Linked DNA regions of Homo sapiens: region 2 is linked to region 1. Evidence: chromatin loops called from intact Hi-C (ENCODE). Cell type or tissue: mucosa of descending colon. All regions are shown on one strand. Links, peaks and the distances in the headings refer to the core of each region. The heading gives the core; the rest is flanking DNA.

The links. A loop is a pair of places that touch in the nucleus more often than their neighbours do. Peaks named below come from ENCODE experiments on the same cell type or tissue, not always from the same donor. Only the 100,000 strongest peaks of a DNase experiment are listed, where the experiment ranks them.
Region 2: a loop joins it to region 1, with 4 times the contacts of the local background. A loop is called at or near these places in 18 of 110 quality-filtered maps.

What each region holds. Positions count from the first base shown.
Region 1 is chr15:28,016,654-28,027,268 of GRCh38, forward strand. It overlaps OCA2 (OCA2 melanosomal transmembrane protein), which reads right to left. Exons shown (of 24, transcript NM_000275.3): 5 at 8,192-8,249; 6 at 5,848-5,920; 7 at 1,744-1,904. Among named protein-coding and RNA genes, the nearest start is that of OCA2, 77 kb to the right of the region's middle. RefSeq lists enhancers at 2,615-3,283, 7,008-7,507. In mucosa of descending colon, for the core only: no CTCF peak of the experiment used is centred there; a DNase peak (open chromatin) is centred at 5,218.
Region 2 is chr15:28,119,585-28,127,584 of GRCh38, forward strand. It overlaps HERC2 (HECT and RLD domain containing E3 ubiquitin protein ligase 2), which reads right to left. Exons shown (of 93, transcript NM_004667.6): 84 at 5,422-5,609; 85 at 4,453-4,650; 86 at 1,762-1,845. Among named protein-coding and RNA genes, the nearest start is that of OCA2, 24 kb to the left of the region's middle. RefSeq lists an enhancer at 816-960 and a cis regulatory region at 888. In mucosa of descending colon, for the core only: a CTCF peak has its summit at 4,052 (motif pointing left); no DNase peak of the experiment used is centred there.

The sequences.
Region 1 (10,615 bases), core at 1,031-9,030:
TGCTTGTGGTCCCAGCCACTTAGGGGCTGAGGCGGGAGGATCCTGTGAGCCCAGAAGTTCCAAGTTACAGTGAGCTGAGATCATACCACTACACCCCAGCCTGGGCAACAGAGTGAGACCCCCGACTCTAAAAATTTTCTAATATAAATTTTTTTTAATTTAAAAAATGAAATCACTACAAGTTACTAGAGACTTGGAGAACTCTTCTGAGTGCTCTGAGTCCTGAGAACTGCTTCTGCAACTGCTTGCAACCTGGAGGCAACAAACCCACCCCCAGCAAACCTTCCACACCCCTGTGCACAGGAGCCCCTGCAAGGAAGGGCCCCAGAGTGAAGCTTCATTCCCTGCCTTGCATGTTCTTGCCCCTGGGGTGCAGGAGAGTGATCACCTGGGGAGGCAGCCTGGGGAGCGGGGGGCGGGGGGGGACCCTCAATGGGAAGATGCGAATCTCGCCCACAAATCACAAAGGACACTGAAAATAGGATCTCTGAAACCGGTCAAAGCAAAGAAGCACACGCATGAGAGAACAGAAGTTCTTTTAGGTACTTCAGTGTTTGCAAAGAGCGTATCTGGGGGGAAAAATCCTTTAGTAAAGATCTCTTGGGTTTCCCATGTTTCTGGGGCTGGATTTGCCTGTGGGCATTTTGGGTGCATCAGCATGTTAGGAAGGGCCACCCCAAGAGAGCAGGGAGGTGCCATACAGATCATTTAATCTGGGTTATTAATATGCAAGTGCTGGGGAGGCAGCGGGACCGCAGGCTGTGTAAGGTCCTGCCCTTCTCCATGCAAGTCCCAGGTCAGAGGGCAAAGGTCATTGCTCATCACCAAGGAGCCCCTTGCCAGAGGGCTGTGCTTTTCACACAGGGAACCAAGTTGACATCCTAAGACCCTGGCCAGGGCAGCCGGTTCAGAACATTGGTGTTGCGTCAGCCACGGTCCAGGACACTGCATGCTAGTTCATAATGAGACCTTTGCTCTGTGGACCATGCTCTACAAGGCAGGAAAAGGGGAGGGTGCATTCATTCTTCAGATGCTCCACTGCAGGTGACACAGCCTGTGCATGGGCGGGGTTTCCCTCTACTGGTTATAACAGGGAACATCCATGAACCAGGGCTACGACTTCCATGCAGAAGTCACCGTGATAATCCAGTGGAGTCTCCGAGGCCAGGGCTCGGGGGAGTCAGGCTTGCGTGGAAGGAGCCCTGCCTCTGGAGTCTAGGCTCTGGGCTGCCATGACAGCCACCGCTTCCTGGCTGCCTTTGCAGGATGTGAATGAAGGCTTGACAAGGCTCAGAGACAAGGCTGAGCACAGGCCTACACAGATACAGCAGCTCAGAACGTAGGCACTGTCTTAGCAGATGTCCACAAACACAGTAACCGTGCTGTGGAAGTGTCTTCTGAACCCTGACGTAAGGCCCGGACTTAACTGCACTTCAACGACACCAAAAAAAAAAAAAAAAGTTTTTTCATTTCAAATGTATGTTTCCTGAATGGCCCAGCAAAACAGTTTTGAATAAAGAACTTGCAAGCCTGATTTTACTGAAATGGCAAGAGTTTCATAAATAGAGAAATGGTAAAAAGAGAATTTCAAAGACAAAGCAAAAGATAAGAAGAGCCAATGAATTGACTAAGAATGGTGTCCTCGCCTGTGGCTCCCCATCAAATCCATTCAAGAGGAAACACAATTTATTATGAGATGAAATGAGATTTCACAATTCCTTTCAAATAAATTATCAGCATAACCTGCTGTGGCCGCCGCCACCTGGAGCCCAAAGCGTCAGCCTGGGTCAGCTCCACCACGATGTGCTCTTCCCTCCCAGGACGACTCGGCCCACTGGCCACTAGGGCCCCTGCCAGGTCCACCTGCAGCAGCGTGGAGTCCACGTGGCTGCTAAGGTTCACGGCTCGGAGAGTGTCAAGGAGAACCACAAGGCAGACAGGAGAAACCCCATGTCCCCGCCGCCCGCCAGACGCACACCCTCCTCTGACAGTGTGTGAAGAAATGCGTTTCCCCAGGTGCCCCACGCCCTTGGCCATTAACACGATCTTCCTGCCTTTCTTATTACCCACATCTCAGCCCTCATTCAAGACCTAACTCCCCTGAAGCAGATCGTCGTGACCCTCTTGTGAGAGGTGCCCCCCACACCAGGGAAAGGGTGCATCCTTAGCTCCAAAGATGGAGGGAGGCCAAGAGGGACCTGAATGGACAGGCCTCGCCAGGGCCCCTCCCGGCCCGTTTCCTGCGCTTGCTCATGTGCTCTCGTCCTATCACACCTTTCAGGACCCCACTCTTCATCAAACCTAGCATCAAAACACCAAGCTCAGCTGTTTCTTGTCAAGCAACGCTTATATGAAATACATGAGTATGCCTTTTTCTTGTTAACCTGTCCTTCGTGTCTAATCTGCAGGGCCCTGGTTGGAGAAGCTAGGAGGGTGGGGAAACAGTGTTTTCTCCTCCCCTCTGAATCTCACAGTCTCCTCCATGTCCTCTGAGAGCCCAGGATGCAGCGCTGGGTGTGATACAAAATGCATCACATGGGAAAAAGGAGAGAATGAAAGGGATGGGGAAAGAGGGAGGGAGAGAATAGGGAGAATGGGGAGAAGGGAGGGAGAGAGAAAGGGAGAGGAGAAAGAAGAGGACGCAGCAAAGAAGAGCAGGAAGGGAGGGAGGAAGAGAAAGGAGAGCGGGAGACAAGGACGGCGCCCTTAACTGACCTGGTTGTAGAGGTTTGCTGGCTTCTGTTCATTTGCCCAGTGCCCTGGGAGCCTGACAGGCCTCCTTCAGACAACAATTCAGGGACAAAGAACTTCAGGTGCTACAATTACAGGCTTCTGAAATAGACCCTGCAACTACCGAACCGACACCGCCTGGCTGCTGCGGGAGACACTGAGGTTCCGAAAGAAAGGTGGCTTCGCTATTCACCGGCTAAAGGAGAGTGGTGCTTTCTCCAGAAGCTCCTCCCCTCACAGCAGACACCCTGGGTGTCCTTCACCCAGCCTCCTCCACAGGGCAGGCCAGAGGGCCGGGAGGAGGCCTCGAGCTCCTTGCTCAGAAGACAGCCCTGAGGACATTGCTGTGGGCCTTTCCAACCAGGCCGAGGCCCCTCCTACCTCACGCCTATACTGCACGCCCTTTCTCAGGGAATCACCTTGTGGGGGGCAGGGTCCAGCTGGCTTCCCCTCCTCCCCAGGCAGGCCTCAGGCCTGCAGCTTTCACAAAGCTCAGCTTTCACAAAGAGAGGGTCCGTGAGTTTCCGGAAAGCGTGGTTAATCCCTGGGAACACTGCCCTTTTCCAAGGAGCCTGCTGGAGGCTCAAATCAACCCCTCATCGTGGCTGGTGACCCACTGCGCTGGAGGACGCAGCACCCGTCTTCCCCCCTGCGGCCTTCATCTCTCCCAGGCTCTCTCTCTCCCTCTTCATCCAAATTCGAAGGCCACACAGGGAGCAGGCGAGACAGCTCCCCGCCCCCACCCATCCCCACCCCCTGCCAAGAAAGGCAGGCTGCCCTGCCCCCTGCTGGGAGGGACTCAGGCTGTGGGGTCCTGCGTGGGGCCTGGTGCACTCAGGCTGCTCGAGAAGGAGCTCGGCAAAATGCCTTAGAATAAAGGGGACACACTGGGGCCTGGGTGGGATGACCAGAGGGCTGAGGCTATCATCTCATCTTAGTGACCTAAGCTGCTGTGCTCGCCTGGGATCTCTACTGACTGATCAAGTTTGGTGCCAGTGTTCCCCGAAATCTCCCCCTCCTGCCTGAGTCCCACTGAGGACGGTTTCTGGACAGGATCCAGCCTCCCCCTTCAGGTTCCTGGGTCAGCCTGGCAGCCGGTTGCTCTATCTCCCCTTCCCCCTGCGGGAAAGTCCTGCCCAGGAGGGTGGCATGTCCTGGGAACTTCATGAGGGGGGCCAGGAACACAGGGCAAGTCTTGGCTTTCTTCATCCTGGAGAAGTAATGCAGAGGTCGAGGCACAAGAATGAGAAACAAAGTCTGTCAACATCACACAGCTCTTCGGTTCTCTCACATGGAGATACTTTACAGCTCAGGCACGGTTTTAAAGTGATGAAGAAAATACAAACACGTGCACACGCACTCAGCTGACATCAGCACCGCCCTGACCCCAGTGGAAGTGGAGTGCTTCTAAAACTGTGGGTGCCTCCATCCACTGAGCAGAGGGAAGCACAAACTGTGACCAGTGTGCCCCCGGCTCACCAGAAAGCCTCAAGTGCCAGGCCTTTCTGGAAGGCTGCTGGTGCCCTGCTGGGTAGGTCACTGGCTAAGGAGAGGGTGTCCTGGGAAGATGTAGTGAGACTGCCAGAAGGACTACAAAAACCAAGACTATGCAACAGATTACAGCAACTGCAAGGAAAGCAAGCCAGTTTCCTAAAATTTCAGTTCACTGAGGCTATCAAGTAAGTAGACTAAAGAAAAAAACACTTGCCATTTAGCTAACTGAATTAATTCCTTTTTAAATAATAATCATCAAAAATATTTGCCTGATCAGAGCACTGCATCGGAGGGTCCCACCTCTCCAGGACCCTCCACGGATGCCCGCCGCACTAGCAGTACCGGGGGCTTCAGGGGCCTTCATGCACAGACACCTTAATGACCATGTCCATTCCAAAATAGGCTCTGGACCCTGGCTGGAGAGCTGAGAAACAGCCCTCCCACCCTTTCACCCAGAAAAGGCTGGGCGGACATCAGTTAACCGCCCACTCCTGATCCCAGAATAAGGCTGCAGCAGAAACAACTCGCCTGAAACCTAGAGCAAAACAGGTGACTGTAGGAAGAGGCGGCTTCCCTGGGACAGGTGCCAGCCCCACACTTCAGAATCAGGCGGGATTCAGCCAGAAAATGTAGACATTGCTCAAGGTCAAGTGTGGGCTCGCTTGAGCGTGGGAGCCTCTGAGAGCCACAGATGGAGGTGTTCACATTTTCTTGCAGGCTTTTCCTCCAGGAACCCCAGCGGACGCTCCCCAGGAAGACAGGAAGCCTGGGGAAGATCCCGGGAAAGCATCCCCCAGTGATGCCAAGCTTCACCCTCTCCCGCTGCCTCTATCTCCCCTAAGGAGCAAAGGCCTTCATTTGCTTGGGAAGCGCATCTAATCTGGCAGCCAGAGGGCGCAGTGGGAATTCCTGCAGCCATGAGAAGGTAGGAGGGGAAAAAGTAGCTCTTACCCCAGTGGGAGGGGTGGGCATAGAGCAAGGTCTGGCAGACAGCTGGCAGGGCGCCCGGTAATTCTGAGTGTCTAGTGCACCGCAGGTTGCCACAGCAACCGCAAACCTCAACACAGCCAGATTCTCACTAGATTTACATGAACCCTCCAACTAATGCCTGCAGAAGTCAAGGCATGCTCATCTCCAAGCTTAAACACCACTGGCCTCTGTATCTACTATCCTACAGGATGTGTATGACTTCTAACTAAAAATTCTGAGGCATGCAAGAAGGCCAGAGCAAGCACAGTAGGAGGTGCCACAGCAGTCATCAGAGCAAGGTGACACAGCCAGGACAGCAGGGACTGGAAGATGGGTCACGCTGAACGCAAAAGAGACGGGGGAGGAAAGGAGTATCGGGGAGCTAGGGAAAGCCAGGTCCTGGCTGGAATGTGCCCTGCTGTCCCCCTTCCTCACTCGGAGAGCTCCACCACCAACCCCGCCACTGTCTCCCTGGAGCTCCCCGCCCCTCTGTCCTGAGACTCCATCTCTCATCAGACATCCTGGAGAAACAAAATTCGAGTGGTAATGGCCTGTGCCGTGGCCTTCAGCAGCAGTCACAACCGTCTGCAAGTGTCTCCTTGTGTTTCAGATCTCAGCCAGGCGGCTGGCCATCTCAGAGTGGATTTTGGATACAGTAGTTCTCCAGCGGTGATAAGGCCAACAGCTGCCAGAGCTTTCCTTGATCCGGATATAGGCTGAACAAAATCTGTAACAATCAGAAACGTTGAATGACAGAGGTGTGGTATGAGAGCAGTAAGGTATAAATCATTTTGATAACAGTCGAAAACAGATGTGATGATGGGGCTACTGTGTGCATCCAGTACGCGCCAGCTTACTCTGAATAGCTTTGTCTTAAATATTATAATATTCTGATTCATTACAGTGTTCAGCTACAATGGGCCCTGATTATTGATACCTGCCAAATTTAAGGATTAAATGCCTGGCCATAAAATTAAATCATCGAAGAAGGATAAATGTGGTTTTCTCACAATGGAGAATAAAGGCATATGACCCCTGTGATGGTTAGAGCATGTGTTTGTGGTAGCAGGTGTTTGTGAAATTTGCAAAGCACCTTATACACCATCAAAAAGTAAATTAAACTGATGATAACATGAGATTATAGAAGTTCAAATCATTCCTCAAATTCTATTTTGGATATCTCCACAAATCACCTAAACTCCATCTCACAGAAGAAGGCTGAAGACTGGACACAGAGCTCAGGTCAGCTCTTGGGGACCAGGGGAGACCTGGCCCACCCTGCCCGGTTCCTTTGAAATCTCAGAGCACCTGCCAGGCCCTGCTGAGCAGCAGGGCTTCAGAAACACACATTCATGTGAGTAGGAAGTGGGGAAGCAAATTGGTAGCCAAAAATATCAAATCGTGATGCTTTCAGAGCTCAATGTAATTGGTTTTCCATTTCTAGCATAGGTTTCCTTTCTCTGGGTCACAGATCTCCTCCCTCATGGGTTGGTTATTAAGAAGTTGACTGTACTCAGCTCAATGCAATCAGCACTGACTTCGTACACCACCCTGCTGTCCACATGTCACAGCTGAGAGCGGACCCAGGGCCACAGACATTCCTGCACGCACGCAGAGCCACAACACACATGCCACGCGTGCAGGTCACGAAACAGCCAGCAACAGCCACACATCTCATGCACAGGGGACCCTGTCACCAGGGCAGGCTGCGTGGGAGAGCACACCACCCCCTAAGCTGGTGCACATCATGAAACACAGCTCAGACCCACCCTTGCCCACAACCACAGTCACACCCCCATCACAGCAGCACCTACCACCCACTGTGGTCTCCCAGCAACTGCCCATGCACACCATCTTGGAGCAACACTCAAAAGTGGCACTCACCCAAAATAACTCCGCAAAGCACAGGCACAACCCATCATGGTCACTGACCACAACCTACACAGCTCACACAGGTGCACACACAGAGACATACAGCAGGCACAGGGGACCACACACAACCTACACAGTTCACAATGGTGCACACACACAGACATAGAGCAGGCACAGGGGACCATACACCCACGTGCAGACACGAAGACACACAGCCACAGACAGGAGACCATATACTCACCTGCACACACACAGACACACAACCAGACAGGAGACCACACACCCACTCATTGGGCAAATGTATTTTGAGTGCCGCTATGTGACCCTGGCTCAGGCTACATCAGGCCACAAAGCACACCAAGGCTGGCAGTGGGACCTGTGACTGTCGCCTCGGAGGGCACAGAGGTGTCTCTGCAGCCCTGGCTCCCTGCTCGGGCTCCTGTGCCTTTCCCTTGATGGGTCCATCTGCTAGGACCCCTCCAATGAAGAACAGCACCGCCCACTGCCATGGGCTCACCAGAGCAGCCCTCGCCCTCCCCTCGTTCCCACACTCTGTTCCCTACAAGGGCATCTCACGTTGGTTTGGCTCCAGAATGAGTCTGTTGTGAATGTTCATGTATTTGAAAGGATGGAGATGTCTGGGCAAATAAAATCAGAGACACCTCCCCAGAGGGGGCAAACCTCAGAGCTTCAACACTTACCGCTGGGCAGAGGCCCAGGGCACAATCTCAAAGGGGTGCTGAGACACTCTGGGCTATCCACGATCTCCAGATGTGTTCCAACACACATGAAGAGTGCTACTGTCCAGGGCTGAACAGGGAAGTGGTAAGCCACTCGAGGGGGAAGGGAGCCCCACAGCCAGCTACCCGACCTTCCATATGGCAACAACATGCTGCCCGGCTTCTGCCGTGTGACTGGGACCACAGCAGAGGAGCACAGCTGCGGCCTCGACCCCCTCAGCCCGCTGCCCCACAACCCTCAGCATCTCCTCCAAAGACAGTCAGAGAATCAGGCGAAGAGGGCCAGGCACTGAGCCCCACACCTCAGGTTCCCCCTGCTATACAGCCAAAGGCACACAGGGCTTCCACGGACCCAACAGTAGTGCTGGGGCAGCTAAGGTACTCACAGAACACAGCACCACAAAGGCAAACAGGCCCATGACTTTCAGCCACTGCACACAGCGCCTGCAAGAGAAAAAGTAGGGCCTTAGTGGCAAGGGCAGCAGTCCTGTTGCCCAGACTCAGACACTTTTCTGCAGCCTTGAGTAACTTCCATCTCAAAGCATGTGTTTTGAATTCTTTCCATAACATGATATGAGGGAGAACACCCTCATATCAGTGACCAGTAAACCCACAGCCCCATCCAAAGGAGCATGGTGGAGGTTCCAGAGGAGAACAAAGTTAACCAAAGTGTTTGCACATAGCTTGTTGTTGGGGAAACTAAAGTTCAAGATTTGAGACTTTTTGATAGCTGTTTAAAGGCTCCTGTTTCCTGGAAAAAAAGTAAACTGAATGCCTTATCTTGTCTCTCTGATTCATATTTATCAATTATTTTCCCCTAAGTTTTCTGAAAGGTAGGAATACAGATTTGATCATCAAATACAAAAACAAATAACTTAAGAAAGAAATTGCTATGCCGTTACTGGTTGTACCAGCAGTCTGTTAAGAATTCCTTAGGCGATAACTTAATTAACCATCAAGCCACACACTCAGCCCCTACCAAGGACTTCCAAAGCCATCCCGGCCCCCTTACCATTACCCATTTCTTAACCATGACCCCCAAGGCCCTATGTGAACCTGGGCCTGGCCTGCACTCTGCTGCCCTTCCATCCTACCAACGTCCTTGCTGCTCCCAGACCGGACCACAGGGCCTTTGCCTGCCGGGATGCTCCCTGACTGCAGTCCTCCTGTCATGCCCTTCTCTGCTCACTCAGCAGCCAGACCCCATCACCCAATGGCACCATCACTGCCCAGTCCAGGTTGTGCTCTCCCACCGGCTGCTCCGTGAGGGCAGGCACTAGAGCGTTTTTGCTTTGTCCCCACACATGGAAGGATGCTGGTACATAGCCCATGCTTGATGTATGTGTGTAGAATGAAATAAGAAACTCTATGTTGGAACATCTTTTTAATACTCTCCTCACTTAGTTAAGTTGCATCTGTCTTTGAAAACCTTCTTTCTGATCCTTTGAAAATGGTAAAATCTTGTTTTGCATTCTCTTAGATTTAATGAATTTGATGAATAATCAGTTCACGCTTCCCAATTACGATTCAACAGCTCCTACTTAAATAGGAATCAAAATGACATTTCTTTTTAAAGCATGAAGCATTAATTGAGCTATTCTAAATACAAATTTCTTTCTACGTAACTGACATCTGCAGCAGAGCTGACAACCCAAAATAAAAGGTTTTTTACAAGATTCTTCACTGATCACGCATGGTACTTTTTAGACATGTTATAAAGAATGGAGCTAACGTCTTTTAGTTCAGTGGCAAGCTCAAAGGCAAATATTCCATGAATCATAGAAGATAAAACAAGTACTGAATGCAAAAGTCTCAAATGTACTTGATTCTATTTTTCCATGTTGTGGGACAGCTGAGGACACGGCATCCTCAGGAGTGGTTACCCGTCCAGCTGGGAAAAGGCATGAACAGTGTCAGCGTTTGCCATCTTGTTGACCCATGGCGCCAGAACCCCACTCACACAATTTCACCCAACTCACATAATCTCATAGCGGATTCATTGGCCAAATGTTTATTGCACCCACGAGGGGGGCTGAGACCCCTTCTTCTCATCAGGAAGAAGCTACAGGCCGTTGAGAGTCACAGTGGGAAGAGACAGCTCCATGTCAAGCAGCGATGTGGGGGATCTAGGGTCGAATCCCTGCCCCTTGGCTTGGCTCAGTGTGGCCTTGGGCAAAAGCCTTATCCTCCTTGAGGTACCCTCCGTGTACCTCCCAGGATTGTTGGGAAGATGTATAGGATAGCGGATCCCTACGCACCTCAGGGAGTCTGAGGCGGGCCTCTTCGCACCCCGGGAGGTGCACTTGGAGCGTGCAGGCGGGTACACTTCCAACCAACCGCGAGCATCTTCAGAAAAGACTGGTCCCCACACACAGAGACACGGTGACGCTAATATTTGATGACTAAGTAGTGTTTTTTCACTTTTCTAGGGCTTTCACACATATTATCTTAGTGTAGGCCCGTGAGAGGCCACAAAGCCAGGAGGGCATCGCGTGACAGGGTACCGTCGCGTGGCCAGGCAAGGCCCTGCGATGGGCGCTCAGCGACTTCAGGTCGGATCCAGAATGGAAGCCCACTGGTCCCGGCTCCAAAACCTTGTTCTGTCCTGGAAATGATGCTTTCAAACATGTCCCTCTCAAAAGAACCCTTTCAAATGAACGGGCGCATGGGAGGAAACCCATTAGATAAATAGGCCAGTAAGGTGAGAGCGCTACTGCCCGCGCACACGCTCGGCCTCCCACGCATGCGCGCCCTAGGCCTACACACGCATGCGTACTCCCACTCCCACGCCCGCCGTCCCCCTACGCATG
Region 2 (8,000 bases), core at 1-8,000, 100 kb after region 1:
CTGGGACTACAGGCACCCACCACCACACAAGGCTAATTTTTGTATTTTTTGTAGAGATGGGGTTTTATCACGTTGCCCAGGATGGTCTCAGACTCCTAGGCTCAAGCAATCCATCCACGTCAGCCTCCCAAAGTGCTGGGATTACAGGCATGAGCCACCACCAACGACTAATATAAATTTGTTTGCCATTTACCCAGTTTGTTTTTTCAATTGCATACTGAACGTTTTTGTAACACAAGCTGGGGATAGCAAGATGAGTAAGAAAGAGGTGCTCAGCATGTAATGACTTCTTAAAAATTTCAGATGATACAAAGACAGAAACAAGGGTGCCTAACCTGCATCCTAGTTTATCAAAACTTCACTGATTCCCAGAGTCCCCCAGGCTTGAATACCCACCCTGAGAGCCCCTGGCCCAAAAAGTCTGCGTGCGGTTTTGAGGGAGGTGCAAGTCAAGGTGCACTCAATCGCGGGGGTTAGACAACGCAGAAGCCATCAGCTGGCCTTGCCTACAAGCTATAATGTTTATGATGCACAGCAAACTGAAGCCATCGTCCAAGGTAGGGAAATAAAAGCTTTTTTATGAACCTAGTTAAACAACCTATTTATGTGAGGACGTGACTGACGTACAGCTTAGCATTAAACACTCTGACGTCAGTGAAGAGACCAGCTCCATCAATGTGGTCACATGAGCTGTCCAACAAAGGACAAGAGTTTCGTGTCTTAATTCAAAATGCCCCCAAGTATAACTCTGAAAACATTTCTAGTCTTGTAATCAACATCAGGGTAAAAATCATGTGTTAATACAAAGGTACAGGAACAAAGAATTTGTTCTTCATGGCTCTCTGTGTCTGATCCAAGAGGCGAGGCCAGTTTCATTTGAGCATTAAATGTCAAGTTCTGCACGCTATCATCATCAGGGGCCGAGGCTTCTCTTTGTTTTTAATTAATTGTTTTTAACTGTGAGTTTATATACACTTGAAGCAGTATACATTTAGAAATGGTCTACTTGTCGTTTCTTTGATTACTACCCATGAGACAGTATTAGTAATTCTGGCCTATGAAATTGGCAAAGAAAACTACCAGTGGTGGGGAGGGTGTGAGGATGGTGGGAACATGAACTGTTATAACCTATAATCGGATGTATCATCAAATTGTCACTGGGCCTCTGACCCACTCCACTTCTCAGAACTTAACAAAAGGGGTGACCGAAGATACACCCAGATAGCCCTGCCTGTACCACAGAAAAGTGGGCACGGCCCCCCAGCACCATCAGAGAAATCTGACAGAGTAAACCAGGACACACCCCTGCAAGAGAGGAGCAGGCTGCAGGCAGCTGCCAAACACAAGCAGCCCCACAGGACCCTATTCCATGGCAGGGAGGAGAGCAGCAAATTTCAAAAGGCAGTGATCCTGCTTTGGCTGTAACAAATAGACACACACCTCCCAATGTAACAGCAGCGGTTATCATCATGCAGTGGGAAGAGGGCTGATTTTATTTTCCCCATTCTTGCTGACCTGTGTTTGTGCTTTTGGACTATCTGACATAAATCTTCATTACTTCTGTATAAAGAAACACACTGACATTCCTGGAAGCCCCAGCACATCACATACAGGAAGCCCACAAAAAGGAAGGTGGCACCTGCTCTTTAAAGTTGGGGTGCACAGGATGGCAGGCTACCAGCGCTCTCGTCCCAGCCCAGGTACCCACGAAAGCATCACTTCTAAGGCTGTCAGACTTGGAGAGTAATCTCCATGTGCTACCTGGATGCGGTTCAGCTCCACGACGGGGCCATGCTGACGATCGCGTACCATAGTTGCTTGTACTACTTTCCGGAAAGCCGCCTCCTAAAACACATCAAACAGACAAAATTTAGAATCTGATATGGAAAGCATCACTCCTGAAGAAATCATCACATAGTTTTGTTTAAAATCTGTGTTGAAGACCTTCTTAAGGACAGAAAACTGCCAGTTCCCTTTTCTCAAGTTGTGAGGGTGCAGGGGAACAGGCTGGCCCCGAAGCACACAGGGACAGACGGCCAGGCAGGTAGTGCCAATGGCCGGGCAAGAGGCAGGTCCCTCAGGAAACTACCTCCACCCAGCAGCGTTCCGGAGGCTGGAAGAGCCCAGCACACACAGGGCACAGAACAGGGAGGGCTGGGCCTGGCAAGCACCTGCTCTGACTCAGGTCTTGAAGTCAAGGTTTCCCTGCCAAGCAAGCCCACCCGTGGCAGGGATTGCTGTTAAACCACTGCCTGCCATACAGCAGCCACGGGCCAGGGAGCACCGCGGAGCCAGCCGGACCTTGGATCGCCACTGCCTGCCATACAGCAGCCACGGGCCAGGGAGCACCGCGGAGCCAGCCGGACCTTGGATCGCCACTGCCTGCCATACAGCAGCCACGGGCCAGGGAGCACCGCGGAGCCAGCCGGACCTTGGATCGCCACTGCCTGCCATACAGCAGCCACGGGGCCAGGGAGCACCGTGCAGCCAGCCAGACCTTGGATCGGGACAGAAAAGACAGACCGGGGAGGGGAAACAAGGTCCTGGCTGGGATCACACTAAAAGAAATCGGGAGTGCCTGGGGTGAAGACAGCAGGGCGTGGCCAAACATCAGCACCACGGTGAGGACCCAGCCGTTCCCCAGGAGGGAGCAGGTCGGCCATGCCCGTGGGGAAAGGGCAGAGGATGCGGCACGCAGCCGTGCCAATGGAAAGGGATGAGACAGGTCAGCAGGGGTCTCAGCTCTCTTGGCCAAGGAGGCAATCGTGCCTTCTTTCGGTTAGGGGTGGGCTGTGGGAGCACAAGGGTCCCTCAGTGGAGGCTGAGCCCTTGCCCAGCTCAAAGCCTAAGAACTCCAAGCCCTGAAGGCAGGAGGTGAGGGCCCCAAGCGCCAGAGGAGACCCAGAAAGGGTATCCTGGCGGCACCCCAGCCCCATGCCTCTCGCACAGCCCAGACTCATCCTGCTCCCAGAGGCCCTGCCTGGACCTCAGGGCGGCTCCCCCTCCACAGGAGCACTCCCCTCTCCTCCCAGTCACCAGCCCGCCCACCTTCCTGGAGAGTCCATTTTGGTGCTCTGGACCGGGAGTAGTAACACCCACTCTCTGAGGCCGATCCTCACCATAACCAGGACCAGAACCGAGGCTGCCTACACATTCCCTGACCAGAGGTACCTTTCAGACGCCCTCAGCACTCCCCTGCTCTCCTGCAGCCCCAGCAGGTGCCAGATGCTGCTGCCCACCGCTCCCCTACCACACACCAGCTCCCACCCATGCCCCGCTCACAGCCTGCACAACGCTCACACAGGGCCAGGTGGGACGTGCCCTGCCTCTCACTTTTTTTCTCCCTACAAAGAAAGGTTTTTTTCCTCTGTGCTGCCTATTATCATCACCACTTTGAAGGATTAAAAAAAGAAGGTAAAATTAATCGTTTGCTACTTTTTATTATTGAACAGTAATTGAAATTATGTTTCCTATCCATTTTACCTGCCCAAGATTTCTTCTGCCTCTCTCATCAGAGAGATGGTCTTTCCATTAAACACAAGCCTGACCACTTCCACCCTCAGGCACACGTGAAAGTAAAATGAATGTACCAGTCCTGTTCAGCAGAAATCGTTCTAGCCAAGTGGAAACAAAGCCGGTCTTTAAAAAGTAACCTGCTGGGACAGGACTCCAAAACATTGCAATTTTATTAAATCACTAAGAATGGGCCATAATATTCGACAACAAAATACATTAGAGAATCACAATCAGGATTAGTGGTCCTCAATCCAATTCTATAACTTTTCCCTATACAGAGATGCCCCTACCGTATGGTAATTAGCCCCTTCAAGATCATCTTGTCAAGCTGCTTGCCAGAAACTAACCCAACTTCTAGAAAGCTCCAACTATTAGCAACATCTACAGGTCAAAACCTGCCTGGTGACTTTCAGATGCCCTCACTCATGACTGTATTATTCACCACCTGTTAATTCTCACTTGGCCAGCAATCTCTACACATTCAGGCACGGACCTTCGAGGTGATATATCTGTGACTCCTGGCCCCCTCTGCTGGACATCCTGAGAGAAACAGCCCAATCGCCGGCCTTCCTGTGTCAGTGGGGACTTGCCATAGCCACAAGGCCAGGCAGGCAGAGAAGGACCGCAGGAACAAAGGCTTAGTTTATGAAGGCCCCACCTCATCCTTCTGGAGCAGTGAGAGGCAGAGATTATGAAGGAGAGATGCAGCATCTTACTGTTTGCTTTTAATATAAACTCCAAAAGGGAACAGATTTTTGTCTGTTTTCTCATTGATATAAAGTACCCAGAACAGAGCCTGGCATGCAGGAGGCATTCCGTGAACATTTGCTGAATGAGCTGTATTCTATGTGTTCTATTCCCAGTATAGGAATTCTATTGGGTTACATGTACTGAAGACACCAGTTTCCCCTAGAGCAAAGATTGCCACTTGAATACCTTTCCCTGGGATATCAGAATTCCTCGGAGAGTGTCGAACCCAACAGAAGGCCCGAGTCCAGTTTCGTCGAGCGAGCCTTCCAGGTCGAACATGGGGATGCAGGGGCAGAAGAGCTCGGAGAGGTGGTGCAGCAGCAGCAGACGGTTCCTCAGCGCAATGATGGGGATCTCCTGCAGGTGATTGTACTCCATGGGGACCTAGAACACAGAAATGGCCTTCAGCCCCTCAGGCACCAAAGGCACACGGGGGCCAGTGTGGCATCCATTAAGGATTCTGAAAACAATTGTTTCAAATACAGAGAAGCACTATGGTGTCTGAGTTTGGTTTGCACAACCTCACTGTGCTGCTTTTAAAATAATATTCTGTCCAGTTTGACTGTAAAAAAAATTAGTCTATACAAATAAATTCACTAAGAAATGTGAGGCATGTACTAGCAGAACAGTTTGGTGTGGAAGAGTTTGGTGTGGGTTATAAGATATAGAAGGTGATACACACTGTACACACAGAATATTGGCTGGCATGAACATTCAAGGTTCTTTTGAGACAGGGTCTCACTCTGTCACCCAAGTAAGAGGGCAGTGGTGCAATCACTGCAGCTTGGACCTTTCAGACTCAAGTGATCCTCCCACCTCAGCCCTCAGCCTCCCAGGTAGCTGGGACTACAGGTGCATGCCACTATGCCTGACTAATTTTGTAGAGACAGGGTTTTGCTATGTTGTCCAGGCTGGTCCTGAACTCCTGAGTTCAAGCAATCCGCCCACCTTGGCCTCCCAAAGTGTTGGGATTACAGGTGTGAGCCACCACAACCAGCCAAATATCAAGGTTCTTAAATGCACTGTGTGGTTAACATTTACTGAGCCTGAATTATTTTCACCAAGAAGCCTCTGTAAACACACAACGACAGGATGCAGCATGTGACAGGAGCACACTTTGCTTGCCCCCGACCCACCCAACCTGCCCGGACTCACCTGTGCAGGGAGTTTGCCAGCACTGGCGGGCTTGCTGGTCGACCAGGCGAGGGTATGTGCTGAGCCACAGGCCACACGGTTGACCTTCTTACCCTGAAGGGCAGCTACCAACCGAGGCCTCTGGATGGCATTGGTGGTTCCGTCTCCCAGTTGTCCCTCATCATTGTCGCCCCATGTATAAACCTCACCTGAATGAAGTGAATTTAGAATCAGAACCTGTATACTAGGGCCAACAAACGCATGGCTGCCAGTGTCTTCCCACCACACACAGCACCAACGCTCCCTGCCCTTCAGCTGGTGTTGACCTAGTTGTCAACTTTACATATGACCTAGACATGAATGTCTGCTTTAGGTATGACCTAAACATGAATACATGCTAATTACACATCCAAAGAGGCGAGTATACTTCCCAGGACTCTCCACAGCCCCTGTTGGCCACCAGGCCTCTTCTAGTGAGAGACACACAACTCTGGTCTTAAGCCTCCAACAGTGTTAGTTCTCAGGACTAGGCATGAACAGCAGCAGTTCTCCATCAGAATAATATTAGAACAGATAGCAATATCCCGAACATCCCAAATCCATCTAATATTAAAACACATAGCAATATCCCTAACATTCCAAATTGCTCTTGCATGCGAAACAGAAAAGAAAAAGTCTGTTTTATTTATTTTATACTTTTTTTTTTGAGACAGGGTCTCACACTCTGTTGCCCAGGCTGGAGTAAACTGGCATGATCACGGTTCACTGCAGCCTCAACCTCCCCAGCTCAAGTGATCCTCCCACCTCATCTCCCAAAGTGTTGGGATTACATGCATGAACCACTGTGATGAAGTCTCACTTTGTCGCCCAGGCTGGAATGCAGTGGTGCGATCTCAAGCTCACCGCAACCTCCGCCTCCCGGGTTCGAGCGATTCTCCGGCCTCAGCCTCCTGAGTAGCTAGGCTCACAGGCACGCACCACCATGCCCAGCTAATTTTTGTATTTTTAGCAGAGACAGGGTTTCACCATGTGGGTCAGGCTGGTCTCGAACTCCTGACTTGGTGATCCACCTGAAAATCTATGTTTTTAAAATCAAAACCACAATGTGATACCACCTCACTCCTGCAAGAATGGCCATAATAAAATAAGAATAAAAAAAAATAGATGTTGGTATGGATGTGGTGAAAAGGGAACACTTATACTGCTGGTGGGAACAGAAACCAGTACAACACATTGAGATTTTCCCCCACTAGAGGGCGATAAAAACTAACAACAAGCTATCTGTGAAAACGCGTTGTGATGGAAAGCATTTTCCACGCTCCACTATGGAAAAGTATGGAGATTCCTCAAAGAACTAAAAGTAGATCTACCATTTGATCCAGCAATCCCACCACTAGGTACCTACCCAGAAGAAAAGACGTCATTATTTGAAAAAACACTTGCACACACATGTTTATAGCAGCACAATTTGCAATTACACAAATATGGAACCAGCTCCAAAGCCCATCCATCAATGAGTGGATAAAGAAAATGTGGTATATATACACCATGGAATACTACTAGCCATAAAAAGGAATGAAATGATTGCATTTGCCACAACCTGGATGGGACTAGAGACCATTATTCTAAGTAAAGTAACTCAGGAACGGAAAACCAAACCATATGTTCTCATGCGATGAGGATGCAACGGCATAAGAATGACACAATGGACTTTGGAGACTCGGGGGAAAGGGTAGGAGAGGAGTGAGGGATAAAAGACTACACATTGGGTACTGTGTACACTACTTGGGTGATGGGAGCACCCACCTCTCAGACATCACCTCTAAAGAGCTTATTCATGTAACCAAACACCACCTGTTCGCCAAAAACTTGTTGAAATAAAAATAAATTTAAAAAATAACATAAAAAAAGAACATGCCGTTTCTGTTCATATCCTAAACATAAGATTCACCATTCGCAAGAATCATCACACTTTTCAGTGCACCGTGTGGGACCTCAACCAAGAAATACCACCGGAAAATATTCTCAGGCAAGGTCCCTGGTGACCAGGATGGAAACAAGGCTCATGTTCTCTGGAGACACCATCAGGATTGTCAAATCCAGAGAGACTCCTCGGGTGTCTGGAAAGTGTGACGCCTGCGTGGTCAAGGGCAGTGTACTTGTCTCCTGCCCCTGCCTGCTCTCCACACGTTGGTCCTAAAGCCACGAGGCGGGTGTCGCACACACAAGGTGAGGAGGGTGTCTCTGCAGACGCAGCTGGGCATAGGGAATGAGTCTGTGAGAGTGAGGAGGGCTTCCACCCAGGTGCTAGCTCCGAGGGGAGTCAGCCAAGACCCCCACATGCAAGGGGAGGAGCCACACAGGGGAGGATGAGATGCTGGTTATGCACGGGGGGAGTGGCCAAATCGCCAGAAAAGAAAGGATCTGCAAGGTTGCCATGAGAAAACTGGAATGAACCCTGTGGATCCAAACTGGACCTGGGGATACTGGTGTGAACTCACAGTTTTCAACAGACATCAAACATAAACCAGGGTATTGTTTACATTACTATTCCCTGGCTTTGTCCACTGAGGAGGTCTGGGGAGCGGTGACGCCTCAAT